Linked DNA regions of Homo sapiens: region 1 is linked to region 2. Evidence: read pairs that join two places in POLR2A ChIA-PET (ENCODE). Cell type or tissue: IMR-90. All regions are shown on one strand.

Evidence for each region. Peaks named below come from ENCODE experiments on the same cell type or tissue, not always from the same donor. Only the 100,000 strongest peaks of a DNase experiment are listed, where the experiment ranks them.
Region 1: POLR2A ChIA-PET joins it to region 2 with 7 read pairs; 4 of 35 experiments call an interaction of 5 or more read pairs at or near these places.

What each region holds. Positions count from the first base shown.
Region 1 is chr3:141,339,177-141,344,176 of GRCh38, reverse strand. It overlaps a transcript of ZBTB38 not described here. Among named protein-coding and RNA genes, the nearest start is that of ZBTB38, 27 kb to the left of the region's middle. In IMR-90, no CTCF peak of the experiment used is centred here; a DNase peak (open chromatin) is centred at 2,906.
Region 2 is chr3:141,469,322-141,474,321 of GRCh38, reverse strand. It overlaps the pseudogene KRT18P35. Among named protein-coding and RNA genes, the nearest start is that of RASA2, 15 kb to the left of the region's middle. In IMR-90, no CTCF peak of the experiment used is centred here; a DNase peak (open chromatin) is centred at 2,961.

The DNA of each region.
Region 1 (5,000 bases), 130 kb after region 2:
TAAGCCACCAAGTTTTCGGTGACTTACTACAGCAGCAACAGAAAACAGCAGCCAACTAAAACATAGCCAAAGTGGACCACAGTTGGAGGTCTCCTGTCCTGCTGTTACTAGAATACAAAGTACACCTGGGTTCCTAAGGTAACCAGGAGACATGGAATCGATTTTGTGCTTTGGACATATTGATTAGATGCAAGTCCCTCAAAATTCCCAGCATCAATGTTTTCTCTCTTCTACTGTTAGAGGCCCTTGGGTGAAAAAGTTTGAGAATCACTGACAAGAGAATGGTGTCCTCATCCGTGTCATTTACAAAATGGAACACGTCTCTGGGGCACAAAGACAAAGGAGAAAACAACACGAATCTGAGCCATGGAACTGTCTCAAGATGATATGATGTTCGAAGCAGATTTTTGTGGATATTTCTTTATCCAGAAGGAGAGTTGTACTTTGATCCATGCCTGGTCCTGGCTCTGTTAAGATTGCTCAAGATATTGGTCCATTTTCTGTGTCGGTCCCAGCTTGCCTGGTATCTTCAACCAACAGGGGCTGAGGATAATTATCCTGGATTGATCTGTACCTCTGCTGGTATAGATCAGGAAACAAAGCTCCTGTGTGGATGGGAAGACTATATATGCTGTGATAGCCTTAGTCACCCTCTTTGAGAATTTGTGGGAGAAACATTCTACCTGTTTGATCCCATTTGCTCAGAGTCCTTCTCCTCCCCCAACCTCCAAGGGTCCTTGTATCTGCTTGTTGACAATCCCCACCTCCCTGGCTCTCATGACCTAACACCATGCTTGGAAGTCCCCAAATGATACTACTGTCCTGCTCCCTTGAATGGAAACCCCAAGGGATTCTGAGGTGGTTCATAAGAGTAAACTGGAGTGTTGGTTTAACCAATACTCCCGTGGTCTTGGTTGCTGTGAATCACCCATCTTTTCCCTGAGTGGGGAAGGATTACCACTTTTACCCCAGATGGCTTTCCTGTTGCCATTCATTCACTTCCTTGCCCTAAACTTCCTCCGATCCAGCAAGCCACATGGCTGCTGTTCTCTTGGATCAATCCTGACAATACAGTATGCAATGCCCAAAATGTATGAAACTGATGGGAAATACTTTGCAGCTTTGTTTCTGATGATATATTCAGTGTCATAAACATATAGACTTGCAGACATTTGATCTCAATGGAGATGGAACACAGCTCCATATATTGACATTGCAGGTTTGTTCGTGCTCATTCAGTTTTCTTCACATCAAATAATCCCCTTCCACCCCTAGCTTAAAAGACCTGTCCTCTCCCCTTCCTCAGCTCTTGTTCATAATTTTTCTTCTCTCCCTCCCTGAATCATTATTTCTCTCAGCAACACCTTCCATCTTTAGCTTCTTAGTGGCTTCTTCCCACTGCCTGTACACAAACCCAGATCTGTGCATTAAAAAAAAAAAAAAAAAAAAAAGATCATGGGACCTTATTGCCCTCTCTAGTTTTTTTATTTCGGGCTAAACTTCTTGCACGAGGGTTTGTGTCCACTCTCCAGCCTCACCTCAAATCCCCTACAATCTGGGTGTGGCACCCGCTTCTCAACCGCAGCTATGTTCTCAAGTGTCACCAGGGTTCTCCTAACTGCCTAATCCAGTGGCTTCTTTACAGGTTTTGTTTGTGTGGTTGATTGCTTCAGATTTTCCAAAGTTTTCAAATGGACAAAAAACTAGAGAGAATAGTATAATTAATAAACGTATATACTTGTTGCTTAGATTTAACCATTGTTACTTTTTTTTTTTTTTTTTTTGAGACAGAGTCTCACTGGCTCTGTTGAGATTGCTCAAGATATTGGTCCATTTTCTGTGTTGGTCCCAGCTTGCCTGGTATCTTCCATCTTGCCAGGCTGGAGTGCAGTGGCGTGACCTTGGCTCACTGCAACCTCTGCCTCCCGGGTTCAAGCGATTCTCCTGCCTCAGCCTCCTGAGTAGCCGGGACTATAGGCACGCACCACCACGCCTGGCCAATTTTTGTATTTTTAGTAGACACAGGGTTTCACCATGTTGGCCAGGATAGTCTCGATCTCCTGAACTCGTGATCCACCTGCCTTGGCCTCTCAAAGTGCTGGGATTACAGGCGTGAGCCACCGTACCCGGCCCCATTGTTACTATTTTGCCTTGTTTCATCCATTTTATCTGCTAAATTATTGTTCATTATAGACATTCTAACGTTTCACCCTGAAATAATTCAGTATGCTTTTTTTTAAAAAAGTGAACATCTTCCTACACACCCATAGTATCATATCAAACCAAGAAAATTAACAACAAATCTGTCGTATCATCTTATACACACATTCCACATTCCTATTTCCTCAATTATTCTGGCAATGTCTTCACAGCTGGTGTGTTCAGATTGCAGTCATGGATGTCCACTGTGTTTGGTGGCTGTGTCTTGGTTTTCACTGATGACATCACTCTAGCATTTGCCTCTGCTATGCAGTTCCTTCTTGGAAGACTTTCCCTTGGTTTCCATAATATTAACTCTTCTTTCTCTTAATCTTCTACTCCTGACCATCTGTTTTCTTCACAGACCTTCCTTTGCTACTTGTCTTTTCAGTATTGGTGCTTCACAGGATTCTGCCCTTGGCTCTCCATTCTCACCCTGAACTTGCTTCCCAGGCAATTCTCCTGAATAATATTCCATTGTATATATGGATACCATCTATGGTGTGGCTACACCACATTTTGTTTACCCATTTATCAGTTGATGGACGTTCGGTTTATTTCTACTTTTTTGGCTATTATGAATAATGCTGGTATGAACAGCATTTGTATACAGTCATGTGTATTGTATACAAGTTTTTGTGTAGACATATGTTTTAATTTATCTTGGGTATATACCTAGGAGTGGAATTGCTGAGTCATGTGATAACTTTATGTTTAACATTCTAGGAAACTGCCAAACTGTTTCCCAAGCAGCTGTACTGTTTTACAGTCCCACCAGCAATGTAGAAGGGCTCTGATTTCTCCACATCTTCACCAGCACTTGCTACTGTCTGTCTTTTTTTATTATAGCCATCATAGAGGATGTGAAGTGGTATCTTACTGTGGTTTTAATTTGTATTTCCCTGATGGTTAATTATTTGAACATCTTTTCATGCGCTTATTAACCACTTGTCTATCTTTCTCTTTCTTTCTTTCTTTCTTCTTTCTCTTTCTTTCTTTCTTTCTTTCTTTCTTTCTTTCTTTCTTTCCTTCTTTCTTTTCTTTTCTTTTTTCCTTTCCTTTTCTTTTCTTTTCTTTTTTGGAGACAGAGTCTTGCTCTGTCGCCCAGGCTGGAGTGCAGTTGCGCAATCTTAGCTCACTGCAACCTCCACCTCCTGGGTTCATGTCATTCTCCTGCCTCAGCCTCCCAAGTAGCTGGGACCACAGGTGCCCGCCACCACACCCGGCTAATTTTTTGTATTTTTAGTAGAGATGGGGTTTCACCATGTCAGCCAGGATGGTCTTGATCTGCTGACCTCGTGATCCGCCTGCCTCGGCCTCCCAAAGTGCTGGGATTACAGGCGTGAGCCACCACGCCCGGCCAACCACTTGTATATTTTCTTTGGAGAAATGTCTATTTAGATCTTTTGCCAATTTTTCACTTGAGTTATCTGTCTTTTTTATTATTGAGTTGAAGAGTTTTTATATATTCTAAATACAAGTCTCTTTTCAGAAATGTGATTTGCAAAATTTTCTCCCCTTGTAGGAATTGTCTTCTTAGTCGTCTTTATACCCATAGTTTCTAGCACAATAGGCATTCAATAATTAGTTATTGAATTCAATTGAATCTCTCATAGGTCTTTTAGGCAAAGTCTCTAATTATCTTTTTTACTATCCCCTCAACTTAACTTCCTTTCTTAGACTATAAGAAAAATACAAATAAAAAGGAAGAATATGAACGCTTTGGACTGAATATTATTGAAAACTCTAAAGTATACATGGTTTTTAAACACTAGGTTTTAACAAATTACTTAACTTCTCCATGCCTCAGTTTCCTCAGTTGTAAATTTGAGAGAGGTTTTGGAATTTGTACTTGGTCATCTCTAAGTTTGCGTCCACTCCAACATTTAATAAGTTTAACAATAACAAAAGTCAAGACCATTCCTGGTGGCATGCAGGGCTCGGAGCAAACCACTTAGAATAATCACTGTGTCTGCCTTGCTTGCTGGTATACTCCAAGCACAAAGTGCTGTGACCTACCCATAATAAGTAATAAGCAAAATAGTTTTACTTAATTCCCATTAAGCTCATTAAATCCCACACCTGTAAAGATCATCAAGACGTCAACAACTCCCAAATTAGTATCTCTAGCCCGGACTCTTTTCTTGATGAATTCATTTGCTGATTCAACACTTCTATCTGCAGGTCTAACAGGCCTCACAATTGTAACATGTCAAAAATAGAATTCTTGATTCCCCACTCCTCCTCGAATTTGGTCCCCACTCGCCACTCCACGCCAGGCTTTCTAATTTCAGTAAATGGCACCACCTCCAGTGAGACGCCCAGGTAAAAAGGTTGGAATCATCCTTAACTGCTTTTCTTCTTTAAAAGTTATTCAATTCATCAAAAAGCTTTATCAGCTCTACCTTCGAAACACACACAAATTCAACCACTTCTTACCATCTTACCTTCTCCACAGCTTACTGCTCTGGGCCAATCTATGACCTCTTCCCTGGATTTTTATAGTAGTCTCCTACTTTGTGTCCTTAAATCTACTCTTCCCCACCTACCAACATTTCTCCACATAGGAGCCAGGATGATTCTCTAAAAACTTAAACAAGATCATACTACTCTTCTGTTCAAAATGCTCCAAAGGCTTCCTATCACATTCAGAATCAACCCGTGGAGTTGCTGGTGGAGTGGCATGTTAGGCCTAGAACAGTTCAAGTGAACTGGGTCTGGCTTCCTCTCTGATCTTACCTCCTATCTCTCTCTGCCTTGGTGACTCCAATATGACCTTGTCAGCCTTTTTATGTTTCCTG
Region 2 (5,000 bases):
TCTCCTCTGGCATTAACAAATTTTTATATTTGGCTTCATTTCCTCAGCTAAACTTACTGTTTTCTCACTCTTTCTCTATTAAATAGTAGCTTTGTTTCACCCCATTTTCCACATTTCAGATAAAGAAATCTTATGTAGTAAATCGTAGTAAAATTTCTGATTCACAAAAGTAGTCAGGGAATTGAAGTATCGCATTAATAAATTACCTTATGCGACATGCATGGATCACTTGAAGACACAGATATCTGTGGTAGAAATACACTCTACAGTGATGGTATGGCAACACATCCATTAAGAAGATTATTGAGAAGAAATACTCATACCAAAACCTATGGCATACAGCAAAAGCAGTATTAAGAGAGAAGTTTATAACAATAAATGCTTACATTAAAAAAGTATAAATATTTCAAATAACCAACCTAATGATGCATCTCAAGGAACTAGAAAATCAAGAAGAAGCCAACTTCAAAATTAGTAGGAGAAAAGAAATAACAAGGATAAGAGCAGAAATAAATATAATTGAGACCAAAAAAATACAAAAGAAAAAAGGTGTTTTTTTGAAAAGATAAACAAAATTGCCAAACCATTAGGCAGACTAAACAAGAAAAATAGAGAAAAGACCCAAACAAATACAATCAGAAACAAAAAAAGGAGACATTACAACTGCTACTACAGACGTCCAAAAGATTGTTAGAGACTATTGTGAACAACTGTACACCAAAAAATGAGAAACATAATGGAAATGCATAAATTCCTAGACATGTACAAACTACCAAGATTGAACCAAGAAGAAACAGAAAACCTGAATAGACCAATTGTGAGTAACATGATTGAATCAGTATTAAAAGTCTCCCATCAAAGAAAAGTCCAGGAGTTGATGATTTCACTGCTGAATTCTACCAAATATTTAAAGAAGAACTATACCTTTTTTTAAAAACTTTTCCAGAAAGTTGAAGAGGAGAGAATTCTTCCAAATGCATCTTTGAGGCCAGCTCATCCTGATACCAAAACCAGACAAGAACACAACAACAATATAAGTAAACTATAGGACAATGTCCCTAAAGAACATAGATGCAAAAATCCTCAACACAATACTAGTAAACTGAGTCCAACAGCACATTAAAAAGATCATTCATCATGATCTAGTGGGATTTATTCCAGGGATGCAAGGATAGTTTAGCATATGCAAATCTATAAATGTGATATATTATGTCAAAAGAATGAAGTATAAAAAATCATCTCAATAGATGCAGAGAAAGCATTTTATAAAATTCAACATCCCTTCATGATTAAAAAAAAAACCCTCCAAAAATTACGTATAGAGAAAATGTACCTCAATACAATAAAGGCCATATATGACAAACTCACAGCTAATATTATACTGAATGGGGAAAAACTGAAAATTTCTTCTCTAAGAACTAGAACAAGACAAGAATGCCCATTCTTACCACTCTTATTCAACATAGTACTGGAATTCCTAGACAGAGCAAATAAGCAAAAGAAAGAAATAAAGGGCATTTAAATTAGAAAGGAGGAAGTCACACTGTCCCTATTTGCAGACGACATGATTTTATATATAGAAAACCCTAAAAGTTCCACCAAAACAAAACAAAACAAAAAACTCTTAGAACTGATAAGCAAATTCAGTAAAGTTGCAGGATAAAAAATTAACATACAAAAATCAGTATCATTTCTATACACCAATAACAGACTAGTGGAAAAAGAAATCAAGAGATCAGTCTCATTTACAACAGCTATAAAAAATGTAAGAGTAAATTTAACCAAGTTGATGAAAGATCTCTATAAGGTAAACCATAAAACATGAATGAAAGAAATTGAACAGGTCACAGAGAAAATGGAAACACATCCCTGTTCATGGACTGGAAGAATTTATATTATGAAAATGACCATACCACCAAAAATGATCTACAGATTCAGTGCAATCTCTATCAAAATACCAAAGACATTCTTCACAGAAGTAGAAAAAATGACCCTAAAATTCATATGAAACCACAGAAGTCCAGTAAGAACATTAGCTTAAAATTTTTTTTAAAACAAAAGAAGCCACAGAAGGCCTCAAATAGCCAAAGCAGTCCTGAGTGAAAAACAACAAAACTGGAGGCATCGCATTACCTGACTTCAAAATATACTGCAAAACTATAGTAAACAAAACAGCATGGTACTGGTATAAAACCAGACACATAGACCAATGGAACACAGTAGAGAGCCCAGAAATGAATCCATGTATTTACAGCCAATAAATTTTTGACAAAAGTACCAAGAATATTCAATGGAGAAATGACAGTCTCTTCAGTAAATGGTGCTGGGAAAACTGGATATTCATAGACAGAAAGATGAAACCCCTATCTCGGTCATCAGCAAAGCCTGAGTCCTGTCCTCTCGCTCTCCTCCCTGGACAGCATGAGCTTCACCACTCGGTCCACCTTCTCCACCAACTACTGGTCCCTGGGGTCTGTCCAGGCACCCAGCTACAGCACCTGGCTGGTCAGCAGCATGGCCAGTGTCTATGCAGCCATGGGGGGGCTTTGGTTTCTGGATCTCTGTGTCCCACTCCATCAGCTTCCGGGGTGGCTTGGGGCCCAGGGGCCTGGCTGCGGGGATGGCCGGGGGTCTAGTAAGAATGGGAGGCATCTAAAATGAAAAGGAGACCGTGCAAAGCCTGAACAACTGCCTGGCCTCCTACCTGAAGACAGAGAACCAGAAGCTGGAGAGCAAAATCCGGGAGCACCTGGAGAAGAAGGGACCCCAGATCAGAGACTGGGGCCATTACTTTAAGACCATCAAGGACCTGACGGCTCAGATCTTCGCAAATATTGTGGACAATGCTCCCATGGTTCTTCAGATCAACAATGTCTGTCTTGCTGCTGATGACTTTCGAGTTAAGTATGAGACAGAGCTGGCCATGTGCCAGTCTGTGGAGAGCGACATCCATGAACTCCCCAAGGTCATTGATGACACCAATGTTACTCAGCTGCAGCTGTAGACAGAGACCGAGGCTCTCAAGAAGGAGCTGCTCTTTATGAAGAAGAACCACAAAGAGGAAGTAAAAGGCCTACAAGCCCAGGTGGCCAGCTCTGGGTTGACCATGGAGGTAGATGTCCCCAAATCTCAGGTCCTCACCAAGATCATGGCAGATATCTGGGCCCAATATGACGAGCTGGCTCAGAAGAACCGAGAGAAGCTAGACAAGTACTGGTCTCAGCAGATTGAGGAGGGTACCACAGTAGTCACCACGCAGTCCGCTGAGATTAGAGCTGCTGAGATGATGCTCAGGGAGCTGAGACATAGAGTACAGTCCTTGGAGATCAACCTGGACTCGATGAGAAATCTGAAGCCCAGCTTGGAGAACAGCCTGAAGGAGGTGGAGGCCTGCTATGCCCTGCAGATGGAGCAGCTCAATGGGATCCTGCTGTATCTGGAGTCACAGCTGGCACAGACCCGGGCAGAGGGGCAGTGTTAGGCCCAGGAGTATGAGGCCCTGCTGAACATCAAGGCCAAGCTGGAGGCTGAGAGCACCACCCACCGCCGCCTGCTGGAAGACGGCGAGGACTTCAATCTTGGTGATGCCCTGGACAGTAGCAACTCCTTGCAAACCATCCAAAAGACCACCATCTGCCAGATAGTGGTTGGCAAAGTGGTGTCTGAGACCAATGACACCAAAGTTCTGAGACATTAAGACAGCAGAAGCAGGATGCCCTTTGGGGAGCAGGAGGCCAATAAAAAGTTCAGAGGTCAAAAAAAAAAAAAAAAAAAAAAAAGAAAAAAGAAAAAATAAACCCCTATTTCTCACCATATAGAAAAAACAAATCAAAATGGATTAAAAACTTAAATGTAAGACTTGAAACTACTAGAGGAAAACATTGGGAAAGTGCTTTATGACATTGGTCTGGGCAAATTTTTTTGGGTTAAAACCTCAAAAGCATAGACAACTAAAGCAAAAATAGGCAAATAAGATTGCATAAAGCTAAAAAGCTTCTGCATAGCAAAGGAAACAATCAACAAAGTGAAGAGACAATCTATAGATTGGGAAAAAATATTTGCAAACTATCCATTCAACAAGGGATTAATAACCAGAATATATACGGAACTCAACTCAACAGCAAAAAAACAAAACAAAGAAAACCAAGTAATACAATTTAAAAATGGGCAAATGAACTGAAGAGACATTTCTCAAAAGCAGACATACAAATGGCCAACAGGCATATAAAAAATGCTCAACATTACTAATTATCAGGAAAATGCAAATCAAAACCACAGTGAGATCTCATCTCATCCCAGTTAGAATGGCTATTATGAAAAACACAAAAAATAACAGATGCTGGTGAGGATGTGGAGAAAGGGAAACACTCATACACTGCAGATGGAAATATAAATCAGTACAGTCACTATGGAAAACAGTGTGGAGGTTCCTCAAAACACTGAGATCTAAAAATAGATCTATGATATGATCTAGCAATCCCACTGCTAGGTATGCATGCAAAAGAAAGGAAATCAGCATATTGAAGAGATATCTGCATACCTATGTTTATTGCAGCATTCTTCACAATAGCTAAGATATGAGATCAATTTAAGTGTCCATCAATGGATGTATGGATAAAGAAAATATGGTATATATACACAATGAAATACAACTCCGTCATAAAAAAGAATGAAATCCTGTCACTTGCAGCAGCATGGATGAAACGAGAGATTGCTATGTTAAGTGAAATAACTAGGTTAGAAAAGTGAAAAAAGACAAATACCACATTCTGTCACTCACGTGTGGGATCTTAAAAAGTTGATCTCATGGAGGCGGAGAGTAGAGTGATGGTTGCCAGAGGCTGGGAAGGACAGAGGATGAATAGAGGTTGGTTAATGGGTACAAAAATACAGTTAGATAGAAGGAATATGTTCTAGTGTTTGATGGCACAGGAGGATGACTAAGTTAACAATAATTTATCATATATTTCAAAATAACTAGAAGAGAAAATTTGAAATGT